Linked DNA regions of Homo sapiens: region 2 is linked to region 1. A link is a loop called in an ENCODE intact Hi-C map of the cell type or tissue named here. Cell type or tissue: IMR-90. All regions are shown on one strand. Links, peaks and the distances in the headings refer to the core of each region. The heading gives the core; the rest is flanking DNA. Region 1 overlaps LOC105379173 (a long non-coding RNA gene). Region 2 holds the start of CHSY3 (chondroitin sulfate synthase 3).

Region 1 (10,783 bases), core at 4,704-7,203:
ATTTTTAAATAAAAGTGTGTAATTGGATTGCTTGTAATATAAAAGATAAACGTTTGAGGGAATGGATGCCCCATTCTCCCTCTGATTATTTCATGTTGCATGCCTGTATCAAAACATCTCATGTACCCCATAAATATATATACCTATGTACCCACAAAAGTTAAAAATTAAAAAAATTGGCTGGGTGCAGTGGCTCACACCTGTAATCCCAGCACTTTGGGAGGCCCAGGTGGGCAGATCACCTGAGGTCAGGAGCTCGAGACCAGCCTGGCCAACATGGTGAAACCCCGTCTCTACTAAAAATACAAAAATTAGCTGGGCATGGTGGCACATGCCTGTAATTCCAGCTACTCAGGGAGGCTGAGGCAGAAGAATCAGTTGAATGTGGGAGGCGGAGGTTGCAATGAGCTGAGATCGTGCCACCGCACTCCAGCCTGGGTGACAGAACGAGATTCCATCTCAAAAAAAAAAAATTAAAAATTAAAACAATTGGCTGGGCATGGTGGCTCACGCCTGTAATCCCAGCACTTTGGGAGGCCGAGGTGGGCGGATCACCTGAGGTTGGGAGTTCAAGACTAGCCTGGCCAACATGGAGAAACCCTGTCTCTACTAAAAATACAAAAATCAGCCGAGCATGGTGGTGCATGCCTGTAATCCCAGCTACTCGGGAGGCTCAGGAGAATCACTTGAAACCAGGAGGCGGAGGTTGCAGTGAGCCAAGATCACACCACTGCACTCCAGCCTGGGCAACAAGAGCGAAACTCCGTCTCAAAAAAAAAAAAAAAAAAAAAAAAGAAAAAGAAAAAAAATTAAAACAATTGTAAAAAGGTTCATCCATTTTGCAGCATGTCAGAATTTCTTTCCTTTTCAAGGTTAATAATGTTTCATTCATTGTATGCATCCAGCATTTTATCCATTCATCCACTGATGGGCACTTGGGTTGCTTCCACCTTAGCCATTGCTGATAATATTGCTATGAACAAGGGTGTACAAATATCTCTTTGAGACCCTACTCTCAATTCTTTTGCACATATATACATATATATATATACACATATATGTATATATACACACACACATATATATACACATATATGTATATATACACACACACACATATATATGTACCCAGAAGTGGAACTGCTGGATCATATGGTAATTCCATGTTTAATATTTTGAGGAACTTACATATTATTTTCCAAAGCAGTTGCATTACTTACATTCCCATCAAGAGTGTACATGACTTCTAATATCTCTACATGCTCTCTAACAATTGTTATTTTCAATTTTTTTGACAGTAACCATCCTCATGGGTGTGAGGTGGTATTTTGTTGTGATTTTGACTTGTGGATTAGTGACACTGAACCACTTTTCATGTGCTTGTTGGCCAACTGTTATCTTCTTTGGAGAAATATCTATTCAAATCTTTTACCTTTTTTTTAAAGACAGGGTATCATTCTGTCACCCAGGCTGGAGTGCAGTGGCAAAATCAGGGCTCACTGCAGCCTCATCTCTTGGGCTGAAGCGATCCTCCCACCTCAGCCTCCTGAGTAGCTGGGATTACAGGTATCTGCCACCACGCCTGGCTAATCTTTAAATTTTTTGTGGAGACAGGGTCTCACCATGATGCCCAGGCTGGTCGTGAACTCTTGGGCTCAAGTAATCTTCCTGCCTTAGCCTACCAAAGTGCTGGGATTCTAGTGTGAGCCACAGTGCTCGGCCATTTTTGCTGCCCCCAACCCCTTTTTGGCAGAGTCTCCCTCTGTCACCCAGGCTGAAGTGCAGTGGTGTGATTACGGCTCACTGCAGCCTCAACCTCCCAGGATCAAGTGACGCTCCTGAATGGCCTCCAAAGTAGCTGAGACTGCAGGCACGCGCCTCCATGCCCGGCTAATTTTTAAAATGTTCTGTAGAGATGGGGTCTCTCTATGTTGCCCAGGCTAGTCTCAAACTCCTGAACTCAAGATATCCTCCTGCCTTGGCCTCCCAAAGTATTGGGATTACAGGCATTGCTCGACCTTCTGCCCATTTTAAATTGGGTTTTCTGTTGTTGACAGAGAGATTTTATTTGATAATAATTTAAATAATATTACTTTTAATATTGATAATTTAAAGAAATATTTTTGAAATATGTATTTTAAATGTTATATAAAATGCATTTCAAGTATTCCAGTGTAAAATATACACTGTGCTCTCCCAATCAGAATGGAATGGACTTTATTTGAACCCCTACAGATAACAATATTGTCATTAAAAATTAGGAAACTGAAATTTAGAAAGGATGAGCACCTTATCCAACAGGACACTGAATTTTTCAGTACTACCTTCAGAGATCACTGAACTGTAGCCTGTTTTTGTCTAGGCTTAACTAGGGAAGAAGCCACTTTCGATCTCACGCAAATGGTTAACAGAATCTATTTCCTGTGGCTGGGGAGCTGAGGGCTCTGGCTTCTTGCTGACTATTGGCTGCAGTCCTCCCTTAGCTCCTAGAGGCCTCCTGCAGTTCATGTCCCCATGTGCCTCCTCAACATGTGCACTTCATTAAGCCAAGGAGAGCCTAGAGCTAGTTTGCTAGCAAGATGGAGTCTTATACAGTGTAACATAATCGTGCAGCTACATTACACCACCTTTGCCATTTTCTATTGCTGTGAAGCAACTCACAGGTCTCAATCATAACCAAGGGGATGATACAGTAGAAAATGGCAAAGGGCATGACTACTAGGACACCAGGGTGGCAGACTGTATTTTTCAAAAACAGCCACAGCAATATTCTCTGACATGGTCTTCTAGAACCTTGTTACTTTTTATCAACAATTTCCTCTGCTTCCCTGTCACTGAACCTGGGTGACACACTGTGATACAGCTTGCCTGGCTCTCTCTTTTGCGATACTTGCCCTTGAAACTCAACCTCCATGATCTGAGGCAGGCCAAAACAGCCCATATGGAGAGATCACATGGAGAGGTTCACGTGGTCAGGAATAGAGGCCTCAAACAACAGCCAGCATTAACTCTCAGCTATGAGCTTTCAAATAATTCCTGTCCTGAGCCTGAATCTTTCAGCTAAGGCCTTAATCACTGTGGAGCACAGAAAAGCCAGCTTTTCTAAACCCTGTGCAAATTCCTGAACAATAAACAAGCATAATAAATGGTTGTTTCATGCCACTAAATTTTGGGTTGATTTGTTACACAGCCATAGTAATTGGGACATGTTAATAGAATAAAGGAGCAAGAACCCACAATTATTTCAATACATGCAGAAAAAGCATTTGATAGAGTCTGACATTTATTAATAATTAAAAAGTTCCAGCAAATTATAAATCGAAGGGAACTTTCTTAATCTGACAAAGAGTTAATACATAAAACTTACTGCACACAGTGTATTTATTGTTGACAGTTTTTCTCTATCATCACTTCTATTCATTATATTGGAAGTTCTGGGTAACTGAAAAAATAAAAGGCATAAGAATTAGAAAGGAAGAAATAGAACTGCCTTTAGCTGCAGATTACATGTCTATATAGAAAATCTGAGATTATTATTATTATTAGGATTCAGTGAGTTTGGTAAGACTGTTGGACACTGGAACAACATTAAAAAATCAATTTTATTTCTATTTGACAAAAAATAATCAAAGTCTGGGCACAGTGGCTCGTAAGTGTAATCCCAACACTTTGGAAAGCCAAGGCAGGAGAATCACTTGAGCCTAGGAGTTCAAGACCAGCTTGGGCAAAATTAGTAGACCCCGTCTCTACAAAAACATTAAAAAATTAGCTGGGTCCATGTGGTGTGCACTTGTAGTCCCTTCTACCTTGGAGGAGGTCGAGGCTATAGTCAGCTGTGATTGCACCACTGCACTCCAGCCTGGGCAACAGAGCAAGAAACCATCTCTTAAAAGAGAGAATAATTAACAACTGAAAATTTAGAAGCTACTATTTATAATAGCATCAAACATACTGCTTAAAAATAAATCTTACATAAAAAGTATGAAACTCTTAAACCAAAACAATAAAACAGAGCAATAGAAAATCTAAGTGGAGAAATATACTACATTCATAGATCAGAAGACTAAATTTCAAGATGTTACTCTCCTTCAAAATGATATATAGATTCAAGAAAATCACAATGAAAATTGCAATTGTATGCATATGTGTAAGTGTACTTGTGTGTAAGTTGGTAAGCTGGTTCTAAAATTTTTTGGAAATACAATGATACAAGACATCAAAAAAGGAGAACAGGGTTAGAGAACTTTCTCATTAAGATATTGATATGTGTAATACTAGAGTAATTAAGAGTGTGGTATTGGAAAATGGAGAAATAAACAGGCTAATGAAACAGAATACAGACCCCAGAAATAAACTCAAGTATACTGGACACTCAAGTATATATGGACACTTGATTTACAGCAAAGATGGCAGTGAAGTGCACTAGACAAAATGTCTTTTCAATAAATGGTGCAGGAACAATCTGTAGGTAGAGGAATGAAACCTGACTCCTACCTCATACTACACATAAACATCTATTCCAGATCTGTTTTAGAGCTAAATTTAAAAGGCAAAACATTTAAAATGTAACACAGAATATAATCATGAACTTAGAGTAAGGACTTCTTAAGCAGAACACAAAGGCTGGGTGCAGTGGCTCACGCCTGTAATTCCAACACTTTGGGAGGCTGAGGTGGGTGGATTACTTGAGGTCAGGAGTTTGAGACTAGCCTGGCCAACATGGTGAAACCCTGTCTCTACTAAAAATACAAAAATTAGACGGGAGTGGTGGTGGACATCTATAAATCCAGCTACTCGGGAAGCTGAGGCAGGAGAATCACTTGAACCCAGGAGGCAGAGGCTGCAGTGAGCTGAGATGGCGCCACTGCACTCTAGCCTAGGCTACAGAACAAGGCTCCATTTCAAAAAAAAAAAAGTCAGTAGAAAATGATTTAATAAAAACCCTGCAACACAAAAAGCACTAACTATAAAGGAAAAGAATAATACATTTCTCTAGTTTAAAGTTAAGAACTTCTCAAGAGACACCATTAAGTGTATGACAAAGCAAGTCAGAGAGGGACAAGCTATTTGCCACAGGTATAGCTGACAAAGGAGTCAGATCCAGAATATATAAAGAACACCTCGAAATCGATTTAGAAAAGAATACTTACAAAGGCATTTCATAAAAGAGGAAATGGCCTATAGTAATATGAAAAAGGTGCTCAACCCCACTAATAACTAGGGAAATGCAAACTAAAACCACAATACCATTACATACCAACCAAAATGGCCAAAGTGAAAGAAGAACGCTGAAAATACCAACTGGTCAGAACAGATGAGAACTTGCCAGGGAGTCTTTGTAATACACAGTTGTTCAATATATATTGTTAGACTTCTGATTTTTTTTTTTTAGTGCATATTTTGTACAGGTATGTTTTTCATTCCCATTCAGAGTTGGACCATTTGTATTTTCTGGTAGGTTTCTCTTGTGGTCCCTGAAAAAATCCAATGCTTACTGAGTATTGCAAATCCTATGCCCACATTTACAAACAATATACATATTAGAGTATTGCTAATACCATACTATCATTCACTGTTATCCAAAGATTATCCAACTAGAACCTAAAATTCTATGACATTTCCTGGTTTGGAAATGCTTCAATTTTGTCAAATATTTCACTATTGGCTGCAGAAACATCTGCAATGACGACTAAGAAATTACCTTGCTCTCTCTTTAAAAGGAGACTTCCAAGAGTCATATTGTAGCGTGGCGCCACCTGGTGGTTCCACTGTATCCAACGTATTTTTTTTCTTCTACCATCTCTTCCCCCTTTCAGCCCTTTTCTTGTTTCTCCTCTTCCCAGGTTCATCTGCCACTACATTCCACATTAGACAGCAGCACAGTTAACACTTCGCCATGGCCAATTCCGAACCTATGCAGAGTTTTACAGAATGAGATAAAGCACTTCTCTGTATGTTTATTAGATAATTTTTTCTTTTATGAAGTGCTTCATTAAGGTTTTTGCCCATTTTTCTATTGGGTGTTCCTTTTCTTTGGTATACAGAAGTACTTTACATACCTGGACACCTGTCCTTTGACGGTTATATGAATTAATATATTTCCCAACTCTACAGGCTTTTTGTTTTTGTAAATGGTGTTTTTTGGTGAATGCATTCTAGTATAGTCAAATATATCAATCACTTCATTTAGAGTTACATTTTCTTTTACCTTATTTAAGGAATCCTGGCCAGGCGCCTGTAATCCCAGCACTTTGGGAGGCCGAAGTGGGCAGACCACTTGAGGTCAGGAGTTCAAGAACAGCCTGGCCAACACGGTCAAACCCTGTCGCTACTAAAAAAAATACATACAAAAATCAGTCGGGCGCAGTGGTGCGCACCTGTAATCCCAAGCTGCTTGGGAGGCTGAGGCAGGAGAATCGCTTGAACCTGGAAGGCGGAGGTTGCAGTGAGCCAAGACAGTGCCACTGCACTCCAGCTTGGGTGACAGAGTGAGACTCTGTCTCAAAAAAAAAAAAAAAGAAAAAGAAAAAAGAAATCCTTATTACTTCTGAAATTTTGTTATACAACTTTGTTATTTCTTCTGTAAGTGTTTGGTAGAACTTACCAGTAAAGTCATCCAAGACTGAAGTTTTCTCTGTGGAAAAGCTTTTAAAGAGGATTTAATTTCTTTAATAGAGGACTATGAAGTTTTCCATCTTGTTATAGTTTTGTTAAGCTGTGTTTTCTATGAATTTGTATATTTCATGTACATTTTACTTACTCAAAGTGTCTTAATATCTCTCTAATTTCTTTGTAATTATAGTAATTCTGGCTGAGGTGGGTGGGTCACAAGGTCAGGAGATCAAGACCATCCTGGCTAACACGGTGAAACTCTGTCTCTACTAAAAATACAAAAAGTTAGCCGGGTGTGGTAGCATGCGCCTGTAGTCCCAATTACTCAGGAGGCTGAGGCAGGAGAATTGCTTGAACCTGGGAGGCAGAGGTTGCAGTGAGCCAAGATCACGCAACTGCACTCCAGCCTGGGTGAGAGAGCGAGACTCCTTCTCAAAAAAAAAAAAAAAAAAAAAAAAAAAAAAAAAAAAAAAATATATATATATATATACACACACACACACATATATGTACATAAATATATATTTATATATACGTATATATACATGTATATATACGTATACATATACACATATATATGTATACGTATATATACATGTATATATACGTATATATAAATATATATTTTATATATAAATAAAAAATATATTTTATTTATATATACACATATATAAGTATACATAAATAAAAAATATATATAAATTAAAAAATATATATATATAAATAAAATAATTCTTTGGTTGGGTACAGTGGCTCATGCCTGTAACGCCAGCACTTGGGGAGGCCAAGGTGGGAGGATTGCTTGAGCTCAGGAATTCAAGACCAGCCCAGGGAATATAGTGATATCTCATTTCTCTTTAAAAAAATAAAATAAATAAGTAGCCGGGCACACCTGTAATCTCAGCTACTCAGAAGACCGAGGTGGGAGATCACTTGAGGTTGAGGCTGCAATGAGCTATGACTGTACCACTGCACCCCAGCCTGGGCAACAGAACAAGATCCTGTCCCCACCCCCGCCCACCAAATAATAATTCTTTTCCATCTCCAACACTGGTTAGTTCTGCCATTTTTTCCCTTGATCATTTTCACCAAGGGTTTACCAATTATTTTTTCAAAAAGCAATTCTCGTGCCTCAGCCTCCCGAGTAGCTGGGACTACAGACACTCGCCACCACGCCTGGGTAATCATATCCAAAAGGTTCTGATATTCTTATTTTCATTTCAATTCGGTTCAAAATACTTTCCATTTTCCACTGGATTTGGAGCTACATTTCTTCCAAATTTCATAATTTTTATTTAGTTCTTCTGTAATCAGACTGCCTTCTCTATATGATTTAAGCCCTCTGAAATTTATTAGTAAGTTTCTTTATGGCCTAACATTTATTCAACTTTGATAAATGATCCATGTTCATCTGTAAATAACATATATTTTGCAGTTATTGATACAGTGTTCTATACAGGCCCATTAGATTAAGTTTGTTCACTATGTTGTTCCAATCACTATTTCCTTACTGATTTGGTGGGAAGGGGTGTGTGTGTGTGTGTGTGTGTGTGTGTGTGTGTGTGTGTGTGTGTGCTTCTATCATTTCCTGAGACAGCTGTGTTAAAATCTTATATATAGACTTCTACTTTTGGTCAAGATGGAATACCTGTCACTCTATCCTCCTGCCTGAAGCAACTAAAAAACTGAACAACGTAGGTAAAACAATGTCACTTAAGACACGGGCCATCAGGCACTGAAGAACAGTAACTGCTGACCGAACATGAAACAAAAGAGGTAAGCCCTGCCGCTGCCCCAGAATTTATTTCCTGAACAACATTTCTAGGCCATAATGCAAGGGAGGGGAAACCCAGACCAGAGTCCACCAATTTTTCCAGATTTTAAGAGACAGAGGCAAGAGTCAGGGAGGCTAAAGGGCTACAGTTCAATCTTTCATAAACTCTCCCAAGAATAGACAAAGAGGAAACAACTTCCAGCTCTTTCCACGAGGACATTTTTACATTAACACCAAAATCTGACAAGGGTATGAAAAGAAAGGAAAATTATACACCACCTCTCTCTTGAATACAGATGCTAAAATTCTAAATGAAATATTGCAGCCGGGCGCAGTGGCTCACTCCTGTAATCTCAGCACTTTAGGAGGCTGAGGTGGGCGGATCACGAGGTCAGGAGATCGAGACCATCCGGGCGAACGCGGTGAAATCCTGTCTCTACTAAAAACACAAAAAAATTAGCTGGGCGTGGTGGCAGGAGCCTGTAGTCCCAGCTACTCGGGAGGCTGAGGCAGGAGAATGGTGTGAACCCAGGAGGCGGAGCTTGCAGTGAGCCAAGATCACGCCACTGCACTCCAGCCTGGGCAACAGAGCGAGACTCTGTCTCAAATGAAAAAAAAAAAAAAGAAAGAAATATTGCAAAATAAATCCAGAGATACACAGAAATAACATGACTAAGTAGGAAGTTTATTCTAACAAAACGAATGGTGAGGTAGGAGGGCAGGAGTAGACACGGAGGAATTAACACTATGAAATATATTATTAATTCACTAGACTAACAGGTAAGAGAAAAATAATTTGATCATCTCAATAAATTCAAGAAAAGCATTTGACATAATTCAACAGCATATACTTTCTTAGCAAGGTATAAATAAAACTTCCTTAAACTCATAAATACCACCAAAATCCTACAGCAATCACTATGCTCAACGGTGACATCCGAATGCGTTCTCGCTGAGATCAGGAACAAAGAAAGGAATTCCATTCTGACCACTTTTTGAGACAGGGTCTCACTCTGTCACCCAGGCTGGAATGCAGTAGTGTGATCAAAGCTCACCTCCTAGGCTCAAGTGATCCTTCTACCAACTAAGCCTTTTAAGTAGCTGGGACCACAGCTGTGCACTGGCACACCCAGCTAATTTTTTGTAGAGATGGGGTTTCACCATGTTGTCCAGGATGGTCTCGAACTCCCGGGCTCAAGCAATCCTCCCACCTCGGCCTCCCAAGGTGCTGGGATTACAGGTGTGAGCCACTGGATCTGGCCCACTCTGACCACTTCTATTCAACACTATACTGGGCATTTTGGCCAGTGCAGTAAGACAAGAAAAGAAACCAGCACTTTGGGAGGCCGAGGCGGGCGGATCACGAGGTCAGGAGATCGAGACCACCCTGGCTAACACGGTGAAACTCTGTCTCTACTTAAAAAAAAAAAAATACGAAAAATTAGCCAGGCGCAGTGGTGGGTGCCTGTAGTCCCAGCTACTCGGGAGGCTGAGGCAGGAGAATGGCGTGAACCTGGGAGGCAGAGCTTGCAGTGAGCCGAGATAGCACCACGCAGTCCGGCCTGGGCAAAAGAGCGAGACTCCGTCTCAATAACAACAACAACAACAACAACAAAAGACAAGAAAAGAAAATACAAAATGACTAGAAATAAATAAGTTATTATGAACAGATATGAGTATGCAGAAAATTCCAAGAGAATCCACAAATTGTTAGCATTAATAAATGAACTGAGCAAGAGAGCTAGATATAAGGTCATTATAAAAATCAATAGTTCAATACTGTAGCAACAAATAGTAAACAATTACAGACCTGAATAGACTTCACAAAATGGTCCAAATGGTCAATAAGTATTTGAAAAGATGCCTAGCATTATTAGTCACTATTAAAATTTAAACCACAAGATACCAGTATATACTTACCAGAATGTCTGAAATGAGAAAAATAATAGGCTGACCAGGCTTCTCCAGAGGCACCTTCTGGGAGAGCCAGTTCTTCTCTTCGTCTATCAAGTGCTTCTTGGGGGTGGAAGAAGTTAAAGGAAGTGTATTTCTGGACCAACACATCCTTAACTGCAGGGACTGGATTTCTGACATCAGACATATATAGTAACTTGCATTTGTTTCCTAGAGTTGCTGTAACAGATTACAACAAATCGGGTGGCTTTAAGACAACAGAAATTCATCATCTCACCATTTTGGAGGCCAGAAATCCAAAATCAAGATGTTGGCAAGGCACCATTTCCTCTAGAGGCTCTAGGAGAGAATACCTTCCTTGTCTCTTCTAGCTCCTGGAAGCTGTCAACATTACTCGACTTGTGGCTACATCCCTCTCTGCCATCTTCATGTTGCCTTCTTCTGGTATCTTCCTTTGTTTCTCTTACAAGGGCACTTGTGATG
Region 2 (10,783 bases), core at 3,080-5,579, 1.5 Mb before region 1:
CAGGAGGAGTTTCATTCTTTCCTCCTCAATTGATCTTCTCACTGATTGTTTAAACAAGTGGACCATATCTTGGTTAGGTAAATCTACAGAAAATAAATGAAGAGTATGTTCTGACCTTAAACAAATGAAGTATTTTTTAAAAATCTTTTTATTATAGAGATCCAAATTTATCTGAAGATAATTACCTACCCTAATAGTAATCAATACCTGGCCAATCAGACCCTATTCACATCTACATCCATTTAGCACCTCCCTCCATCCCATATATTTAAATCCCAGATATCATACCATTTTATCTATAAACATTTCAGTATGTATTTCAGAAAATAAGGACTCTTTGTATAAAAAAACAAGGCTACAATAGCATTATCATACCTAAAAAGTAATTCTTGATTAATAAACCTTTGGTAGCATCAAATCTGCTCAGTGTAAAAAAATTTACTGGAATATTTTCATGGTGATTAAATGCAGATTAATACCAGGCTCTGAAACTTACATAGTTTTATGATATGCCATAAATAATTTACCTTTTCATGTTTCAATATATGAATTTTGATCATCTTCTCATGCTGATTTCTGAGAAAATAAAAATAGAATCAAATTGTTATCTTATTATGTCCCTCTGATTATAATACTCCTTGGCAATATAAAAATATTTTGTAACACAATTTATCCCTTAGGAACAAACTGAATTACCATTATGATTATTAACCACTAGATGCCACAGTTGCTTCACACAAATGAAATTAACTCAGCCTTGATCTGTCAAGAAAAAATGATAACATTCAAAATAGCTTAGTAAAATCCTGATTCAAAGTGTCAGTACAAGCCTAATCTTGATTATACCTTGTAACAGAAGCATAAACTGAACATTCATGTATATATTGACCTTTTACTTTCATAAATGATCAAAGAATGATTCCACCCTTTAAAGTCACTTGCGCCTTTTCTGTGATTTTAAAGTTATTAGTAACCTTTTCCAATTAGTTTTAATATCTAATGTAGTCCCATTAGAGCAGTTTGCTCAAAGACTCTCTGCTAAGTATAGCAGACTTTGTCTTGGGGTGGTTGACATTAAAGTCTTTCCAAAGCCACAGGAACACAATCTCTACAAGAAGAAATCTGTCTTCACTGTGAATCCAGATGATACCTTATGTTCCAGTAGCTACAGCTCAGAGAAGGTGGCAAATAATTCATATGTTACTGTAGTCTAATATGGACATATTTGAAATAGTTAAAGGGTTTAGGAAAGACAGAAAATCAGTTTTGTAATTTTCTTTGTAAACTATTATAATTTTAGAAGGATTTTATTATTGCTTTTTTCTCAAAATCCACTATAGAGGTGCTTCACAGAGATTTTATGAGATGGTTCACAAGTATACTTATTGGCACATTCTTGCTTAGATAAGAACAGCAACTATATGAGACATTTTTTCCAGAGTTATTATTATAGAATTACCTATATTTGTGTATTCTTTCCTCTAACACAGTATATAGATTTTTATTATATTTTGGTATGCAATTATGTTTATTTTTCTTCAATGTTAGTTCCATGAAAATTTCCTCCTCAACAACCCTTACATCCAATTGACATTTTTAAAAATTATTCCTATAACTTATTACTTAATGTTTTGAAAATAAAAAAGTGAGTTCTTGATAGAGATTTCCCAGAAAATTACCTCCTCTAAAAGTCATGTATCTTCAGAACTAAAGTGAGATGAGAAAATTACTTCACTGACTTTGGGAAACGCCCACAAATAACACCCACAAATAACAGGAATCTGAATACATATAAAATTAAATTTACATAAAAATCTTTTCCCAAAGCTTCTACTTATTACAAATAAGGAAAGGGGCAGACACTGTGCAGGAAGAAAAAAAAAAGAGGCTTGTTTTTTCCCTTCTATTCTCAAGTGATGAGGTCACTTCAATAAAGATTTAAATGTTTTCTCTAATTCTACCCTTGTCCCACTGCAGTTTATTTTCTCCCCATAGGAGCTAGAATGATCTTTGTAAACAATAAATAAAAACCAGATCACTACTCTACACAACAGCTTCATTGTCACTCGGAATAAAAGCCAAAGTCTTTATGAATGTCTGCAAGGATCTATATATGCACTGTCCAATATGGTAGTCCCTAGCCACTTGTGTCTATTGAACATTGGAAATGTGGCTAGTTTGAATTCAGGTGTGCTGTAAGTGATGAGCACACAATGGTTTTGAAAAATTAGTACTAATAAAAAGGATGTAAAATATCTCCCGATATTTTGGGTATATTAAGTTGAATAAAAAGTATGAAAATCAATTTCACCTGTTTTTAAATGAGGCTTCTAGAAAAAAATTAAATTATATATCTTGCAGTTGTGGCTCACATTATAATTCTATTCAGCACTGACCTAAATTATCAACAAGTCATCCGCTTCCTCCTTTTTCCAATCTACTTTGGCCTCTGCTGCGTCTCAATATGCCATGTCTGTGTCAAAGACTTGTGTTAGCTACTCCTTCTCCTTGAAAAGTATTATTTCAGATATCTTCAGGATTAGTTTCCTCACTTTTTTCTGTTTTCTGCTAAAAGTATCAGAAAGAACTTTCCTGACGTATCAGTTTTAAGTGGCCTCACCCAACACATAATACACTCACTATCCTTCTCTTTTTTTTAAATAAACACTTACACCGACATATTACAGATATTTCTTTATATGTAAAAATACTTCATATACACACATGCATGCGTGTGTGTGTGTGTGTGTGTGTGTGTGTGTGTGTGTAATCTCCTCTTAGAATACAAGTCCCATGAAGTCAGGACTTTGTTTTGTCTACGTTTTTTTTCTCAGTGATAGTGTCTGCCTCACAGTACATACTAAATAAGTATCTGTTAAATAAATGAAAAGATGAAATGTAATAAAAATAAGATGATAGATACCATGAGAGAGACGTTTTAGCATAAGGGAAGGGATTAGAAAATGAGAACATTTCCCAAGTGTTTACAATGAACTAAACATTATGTTAAGCACTTCATATAGTATATTAATAAAGCCTCACAGAAATGAATTTACAGATGAGAAATCAAAAACTTAGAATTTTCACAACTTGCCCAAGGTCACTTGTCTCATATGTAATATCACTTCAATGATTTCATTTTATCTGAATCTTTTCTAGTGCCTTCCCTGACTCCCATACTAAATTAGATGCTCTTATAAATATTCTCAGAGTACTCTGTATTTCTATTCATATCATTTATCACCATTGTAATTCATTTCCTAGTGTGATGTTTAATGTGTCTTCTTCAATGCACTATAAGCTTCATGATGGGAAGCACTGAATAGTTTGTTGACATCTCCATGTCCAGAGCCTTCCACCTTGTCTAATGTTTAATCTCTAATATACACTTGTTGAATAAGTGAATGAAATTAACTTCCTCTCCAAATATTCCAAACAGTTGATGAATTGGGTTATTTATGCCCAATGAGAATTAATGATTTTGTAGATCAACAATATGAATGGCATCCATTACCATAAAGCCCAGTTGAATACTGCAGGGGAGAGGGTACTGGTGTGTAGGTGGACTTATTTGTCCTTTACTGTTGACCATATGCAATAGGAAATCCTCTGTAAATGTGCTGTCCTACATGGTAACCCCTAGCCACATGGGGCTATTTAAATAAAAAGTAATTAAAATTAAATAAAATGAAAATTCATTTCTTCAATCACACTAGTCACCTTTCAATGCTCCATAATTTTATGTGGCTACTGTCTTATCAGCACAAATAAAAAAAAATTTCCATTATAGCGAAAGTTCTATTGAATAGTACTATTCTAGAAATTTTAAAATGCCTTTGACGATTTAAAAATCAGAAGGGGCCTGTTTGACTAGCTTTGTATTCTAACTAAAATTTAACTTTGAGAGAGCCCAGTAATCTGTATTCCCAAGTGTCTCTGGGAAAAACCTAGACATGGAAAAGGAGCTTCATTGTCCAGCAGATGAAACATTTAGTCAGACGTGCTCATGCACAGCCAGGGACCGGTGTGGAAAGAACCATTCCTCCAAAGGCTCCAGGCAGGCCTAGTGTTCCAGGGACGCTGCCAGCACCTCGCTGGATCGAGCCATTATGTCTAATGCCATTCAATACCATCCCTTTGCGTTTGATGTCTAAAACAGAAGACTGAAATTTGAAGAGAAGGAAGTACTTGGGATGCCAAATGCACCCCAGACTATAGCTTTATGCACAACCTTTAGAGAGAAATTTGTTAATGCTCCCTTCTTCAAAAATCATATACCTTCAGGTAATTTCTTCCTAACGTAACTAAGGCACAATGATTTTGGCCAATACAGCTTAACTTTTTTTGAGATTCTGTTGCTGGACAATTTTCCTCCCTCATTGGAGAGGTAAAATTTTCCTGTCTTTGCCTTAGAAAATAAAACGGTTCATAGGCAAGAATAAAAATCATATCCTCCATTTTATTTTTTGATTAAGTTCACTTATTTTGTGGGGGTAAGAATTTCTTTCGTTTGGATCTTCAGGGTATTGGCCCTGTGAATGTGTGCCCATTTCTCCACTATTTGCCAGTCCCACTGAGCCAATCTTCTACCAAGACTGAAAATAGACCATAGTTCTCATTTCTTGAACAGATATCATCAGGAGAGCCGAGGGGGAGACCATTAGGCAGCCCCACATTTTCCAACTCAACAGGTGGAGGACATGGGATTTTTACGTTCTTTGGGGATTGAACCCCCACACACCACCAACTCCCTTAGCCTTTCAGGATAAGTATTTCCAATCCCTCAGAGATTTTCTTAGGAGAGACCCTAACGACAATGGTGCTTCTGTGAAGGACTGAGGAGAGCTGGTGGACGATGCAGGTAGGAGGGAAGTTAGGCTGGGAGGAGAGGTGCTGGGATGGGACGTTTGGTTTCCTGACAAGTGACCGACTAGAGAGAGAAGGCGCGGAGTGGCAGCGGTAAGAACAACGTGGAAAGGACGGAAAACGCGAAGAGTGGCGCCCTGGCGGACCTGGGGCGGGGCAGAGTGGTAAGGGTCACGCCAGGACGTACCCGGCTGTGGGCCGGGGGAGGAGAGCACGGTGGGACAGCAACGAACTTGCTGGGGGCTCCCGGACCCGAGCTCCGCCGATGAGGTCAGCGGAGCCTAGGCGCCGGGAGGAGGCCAGTAGAGCCCCCAGACACGAGTGTCGGGAGGCCAGCGGAGGGGCGGGACGGGACGGGAAATGGGACGAAGAGCAAGAGCTGGGGGAGGAGGGAAGAGGGGGCGTCGGCGCTGCAAGCCGGAGGCGGCCCGACAGGGATCGTTTCCTTCCGGAGAGGAGGCCGGCTCTGGACTGAGGCGCGGACGGGGGGCGTCCAAGGGCGGGTGACGGGGAAATACCGCGGCCCGCGCTTCTCTCCGGCTGGCAGCGGTGCCGCCTGCGGCTCCTCCTCCGGGCCAGCTCGGAGCCCGGCGGCGGGGGGAGCGGGAGGCGGGAGTGAGGGCGGGGGCTCGGGAAGGAGGGAGGAGGGAGGGCCCAGGCGCGCCACTGACAGGGTGGCAGCCTAGGAGCGGACGCGTTGCCGCCGCCGCTGCTCCTCCTCCTCCTCCTGCAGCTCCTCCAGCTGCCGCTGCTGCCGCCGCTGCCGCCACCGCCGCCGCCGGGAGAAGTTTCACTCCCGACCCTTGCTCGGAGCCCCGGCCCAGAGCTGAGCGGGAGCCCGGCAGGCAGCTGCAGCCCGCGGCAGTCGAGGCGTCCGCGGCGCTTCGACCTCCAGCCGGTGTCGGCGCCTAGGCGGCCGGCTGCGGCCGCGGCTGGGGGCGCAAAGGCGGAGGAGGGGCGGGTGTGAGCCGGGGAAACCGCGTGCCGCGCCGCGACAGCCCAGCGAGCGTCCGCGCCCGGGACAGCCGCGATGGCTGTGCGCTCTCGCCGCCCGTGGATGAGCGTGGCATTAGGGCTGGTGCTGGGCTTCACCGCCGCGTCCTGGCTCATCGCCCCCAGGGTGGCGGAGCTGAGCGAGAGGAAGAGACGTGGCTCCAGCCTCTGCTCCTACTACGGTCGCTCTGCTGCTGGCCCCCGCGCCGGCGCTCAGCAGCCGCTCCCCCAGCCCCAGTCCCGACCACGGCAGGAGCAGTCGCCGCCCCCCGCGCGCCAGGATCTCCAGGGGCCACCGCTGCCCGAGGCAGCACCCGGGATCACCAGTTTTCGAAGCAGCCCCTGGCAGCAGCCACCTCCGCTGCAGCAGCGGCGGCGAGGACGCGAGCCTGAGGGCGCGACGGGGCTTCCCGGTGCTCCAGCGGCCGAGGGGGAGCCCGAGGAGGAGGACGGGGGCGCGGCTGGGCAGCGGAGAGACGGCCGGCCGGGGAGTAGCCACAACGGCAGCGGGGACGGGGGCGCTGCCGCCCCGAGCGCCCGACCCCGGGACTTCCTGTACGTGGGGGTGATGACCGCGCAGAAGTACCTGGGCAGCCGCGCGCTGGCCGCGCAGCGGACCTGGGCGCGTTTCATCCCGGGCCGCGTGGAGTTCTTTTCCAGCCAGCAGCCCCCCAACGCCGGCCAGCCCCCGCCACCCCTGCCTGTCATCGCGCTACCGGGTGTGGACGACTCCTATCCTCCCCAGAAAAAGTCCTTCATGATGATCAAGTACATGCACGACCACTACCTGGACAAGTATGAGTGGTTCATGCGCGCCGACGACGATGTCTACATCAAAGGTGACCTCCCTGCGCCGGCTTTCCAGCCTGCCAGTCTCCCCGACTCCTTTCTCTGTAACCGGTCCTAGCCCCTGCCCAGCCCCTCCGCTGCTTCTCTGCCAGCACGTGCTTCGGGCTCCCACAGGCCCTGGCCCGCCCTCCCCACCCCTTGCATCCGCCCACAATTCGTAGCCCGTTCCTCGTCTTCTGCAATCTGGACCCTCCTCACACCTGCCTGGCTTTATTCGCCTTCCTCACTTGCTGTTTTCGGTGCCGCCTCGCGCTTGTCCCTTAGTCTTTACCTCGTCGGAGAGGTTAGAAAAGGAACCTTAGAGCTAAACCAAAGGCCATTCCCACTCTGCCCTCCTCTGAAAGCCCCTGCTGATGGTAGTTTCCCCAATCGGTCCAGAGGGGCGTGGTCTTCAGGAAGGGAAGACGGAGGATGCTAGCTACAACTAGTCTGGAGATCCAGTGTTCTGGCTTTGGATCTTGCTCTTTTGTTTAAACTGGATCTAGCGCACTTTTGGAACTGCTCAGATTGAGGAATCGTCTTCGCTGTCCCGGACCCTTTCCTATGTGTTCCCTTCCCTTTGGCTCAACTCTCCACATACTGGGAGTCCTTGGCCATCCCCACCGTGCCAGCGCGCTGCTCCTTCCAGCCGCTACAGTTCAGCACCAAGCCGTCCCCCATCCCCCCGCCACACCTCAATAAAACCCTGAGAGGATGGGCATGTTGTAAGGAATTGGTGGTGGGGGAAAAGAGGAAAGCACCCGCTAATAAGCCAGACCCCTGGGAACAGCAGACTGTACTAGCACACACTAGTATTGGTTCCTTTCCAGTGCATTTTGTTGGCCGCGGTGATAAGCAGAGGCTGGAAGTCCTTCCCAGAACCACAGGCAGCCACAGCAAGAAAAAACTTTTTTTGTCAGTTTAAAAGAGGCGCGGTCTTTTTCCCGGAATGTGGGCGGCTCTGGACAGAGAATTTCTAAACTCAGCGGATCAAAGTTCTTTAGGTCAGAGAAGTGAATCTTTCCAGTCCAGCCAGTTGCTGAGATGGGGAGCAACGCAAGGGAAGCAGCAGGGTTGTACCGAATGAGGTTTCTCTGTGTTTTCCACATTTCCTTGCTTCCCGGTCAAAGGGGGGCAGCCCTTCCTTATTTTATGCCTTTCTACTCGTAGCCTCATTGCTTCCTCCTGATTCGGATAGTACTTTTCACATAATGCAAGAAAAACGAACAAAAAGCCAAACAATAAACCCAAACTGTTGCATTTTGGCACAAGGAATTAGTGTAATCATAATAACTAGAGATTTCTTGGCTTTGGATTGGAAGGAGGGAAGTCACTCTAGAGCAGGTTGGAATAGAAAATACTGATAATTGGATATAAAAATAAAGAATGGTCTCATTACATTTTTAACAGTGGTATTTAGGATTGACTCAAAGAAGAAAGCTTCCTCTACTTTAAGTTCCTTGCCTTGGATATCTCAAAATTACAAAGGTTTCCTGGCAGAAGTTTGCCACATTTTGCAGGGAATTTATAAAATGCATTAACAGCACCTACTTCTTTCATTTGTTTTAATACTTTGAAAGATTGTCCTTCAGAACATTAAAATGACATATTATTTCAATTTCTATTAAGAATGAAATGTGTTTTGAATTAAGAATCCAATAATAGCTGAAACTCATTGAGATACACGGGGCAAGGCATGGGATCAAGATAATGACTGCAGATGCTGTGCTCATCAAAAATGGTAGTAAAGATGCTGACTGGGAATATGAAGAAGGTGACTCTCTACTTATTCCAATGTATCACTTGGAATACCAAGTGCTTCTCAACTGTTTTAGCTGCAAAATTTTATTTTTAAACGTTTTTTCTGAACTTAACAAACTGCAAGTGAAACCAATTACACTAATTTTTGACAAACTTTTTTCTAAAAAGGTGCCTTCCCAAATTAAATTTCAAGACAGGTTTGATTCAAACATCCTCCAAAACTGTGCGGGTTGTATATGACTGAAGTTTAGTTAATGGCAAAACACTGAACTAAACCAATTATGAGTAAAAAATAATTATTAGGTATTAAGAGTCAGCCAAAACAATGCTAAATACCAGTATTTAATATTATTTTATATTCCTGGGAACTTCTTGTTACTTCAAATGTACTAAGAAACCTGTCTTTACTTTCCTTGTCATTATTTCACTTTTTACAGAAAATTGATGATTGTCAGAGCTGTTAAGGTTTTTCAGTGACCTTAACCAGAAGCTGGTACAATTTTAATATGTTTAAATTAATAACTATGAATTAGTCTTTTAAAAATAATAGAGTATTGGAAGAGGCTTTTTCTTCTTTTCAGTTGTGTAAGACTGAGGATTTTAAGCACAATGTTGAAAGTTCTGTCCCTTACCTTGTACATGATAAGTGATTATGAAATAAGGAGACATAGTAATTGTTGCCTTTCTTTTTGTAGGTGATAAATTAGAAGAGTTTCTTAGATCGCTAAACAGCAGTAAGCCTCTCTACCTGGGACAGACTGGCCTGGGGAATATTGAAGAGCTTGGAAAGCTGGGACTGGAGCCTGGGGAAAACTTCTGTATGGGAGGACCTGGCATGATCTTTAGCCGAGAAGTTCTCAGGAGGATGGTGCCACATATTGGTGAATGCCTTAGAGAAATGTACACGACTCATGAGGATGTGGAAGTAGGAAGATGCGTTCGCCGTTTTGGTGGGACTCAGTGTGTCTGGTCTTACGAGGTAAGCATGGAGCTGTGATGAAAATGTTCACATAGTACATATACATGCCATTTTATAATCTAGGGCAGCGATTCTATTCATTCTCTCTGTATCTTTGTATTTACTTGAAAGTGATAGTAGCAGCCCTTAAGGGATACAAGAGTGGGAGATAACTTTCTCATTAGGTGTCAGGCCTGTCTGAGACTTTGTTATTAGCATGCCCCTTAACTTTAAGCAGTGGCCTATACTTATGGCCACATCTCTGGAAGATGCTTATATCCTCCCCTGCTTGATTTATTGGTGCTTATATACATGTGAATCTATTTCCCTTTTCTAACAAGAGGTTTAATTTTACTCTTCTCTTTAGCTGTAGCCTTTAGCATTTGGTACTGTGCCTTTTTATTTTATTTTATTTTATTTTGGTTAGGTGTGTAATGGCATCTCTTTGTTTTTAAATGGTTAAAATCTGAAGTTTCTTTGGATATTTTCCAGTGGAAATTTAACATATTTTTAAAAGTATCAGAAAAGTAAACTAATAGTGTATCATTTATGGTAGATGTATTCACAAAATTCCAATCACTGTATTTCCTTAGGCATACAAAAGGAATGAGTTGTCTGGAAAAAAGCAGAAGTTTAAATGGTGTGCAGTAGCTGCTTAGTATTTTTGACAGGTTCCCTAAAATTTGTTTATGTCTATTCTTATGCTATTTTCTGAAAAGGAACCATTATTTAAATAATCTTAGCTATTTATTTATTGCCGTGATCATTTTTATGAAATACTTAGAGATTTTTTCTTCAGAAATTGATTTTGAAATGTAATAACATTTTATTTAAAATAGATTTCCTAAAAGATAATTTTAGTAAAAATTTATTTAACATTAAAATAATGTATTGTTTTTAGTATAGTTTGGTTTTCAAGTAGTTGGAATTTAGTATTATTTTAGCTACGGAGTGCACAGCTTTGTAAATTATATCTTAACTCCTTTGCTTATGTTTTCAAACTTTTCATGTCACTTAGTATAGAAGAAACATTTTATGAAAATATGTTCCCTGTGAAGTCACCAAACACACAGTTTCATTTGTTTTTTTTGTATTGTAAGTGTAGTCTCACTATAGTTAATTTTGCTTTCTCTTTCATACTTTGTGGTATTTATACTTTGGGGACATATTTTATACATTACAGAAAGTAAAATTTATTAGTCATTTGAAATAGGCATGAAAATTTGAAATGATTATGTTGCTGATTTCTTTTGATAATAAAATGGTAATTTGTAAAAACTATCCTACAACTACCCTTTAGGATAAAAATTTATGTAAAAACATTACAGTTTAGAGACAGGTAATCTAGAATAAACTCAATAAAATATTTCTTCCTTT

The links. Peaks named below come from ENCODE experiments on the same cell type or tissue, not always from the same donor. Only the 100,000 strongest peaks of a DNase experiment are listed, where the experiment ranks them.
Region 2: a loop joins it to region 1, with 14 times the contacts of the local background. A loop is called at or near these places in 27 of 110 quality-filtered maps.

The regions. Positions count from the first base shown.
Region 1 is chr5:131,411,704-131,422,486 of GRCh38, forward strand. It overlaps LOC105379173 (a long non-coding RNA gene), which reads right to left. Exons shown (of 3, transcript XR_007058929.1): 1 at 10,307-10,783; 2 at 3,368-5,474. Among named protein-coding and RNA genes, the nearest start is that of CDC42SE2, 150 kb to the left of the region's middle. In IMR-90, for the core only: a CTCF peak has its summit at 5,753 (motif pointing left); a DNase peak (open chromatin) is centred at 5,748.
Region 2 is chr5:129,898,934-129,909,716 of GRCh38, forward strand. It overlaps CHSY3 (chondroitin sulfate synthase 3), which reads left to right and starts at 5,532. Exons shown (of 3, transcript NM_175856.5): 1 at 5,532-6,698; 2 at 9,144-9,427. The coding sequence starts at 5,897. It overlaps CHSY3-AS1 (CHSY3 antisense RNA 1), which reads right to left and starts at 6,994. Exons shown (of 3, transcript XR_002956248.2): 1 at 6,909-6,994; 2 at 528-576. RefSeq lists a silencer at 5,690-5,899. In IMR-90, for the core only: no CTCF peak of the experiment used is centred there; no DNase peak of the experiment used is centred there; H3K4me3 peaks cover 923 bases; H3K27me3 peaks cover 470 bases.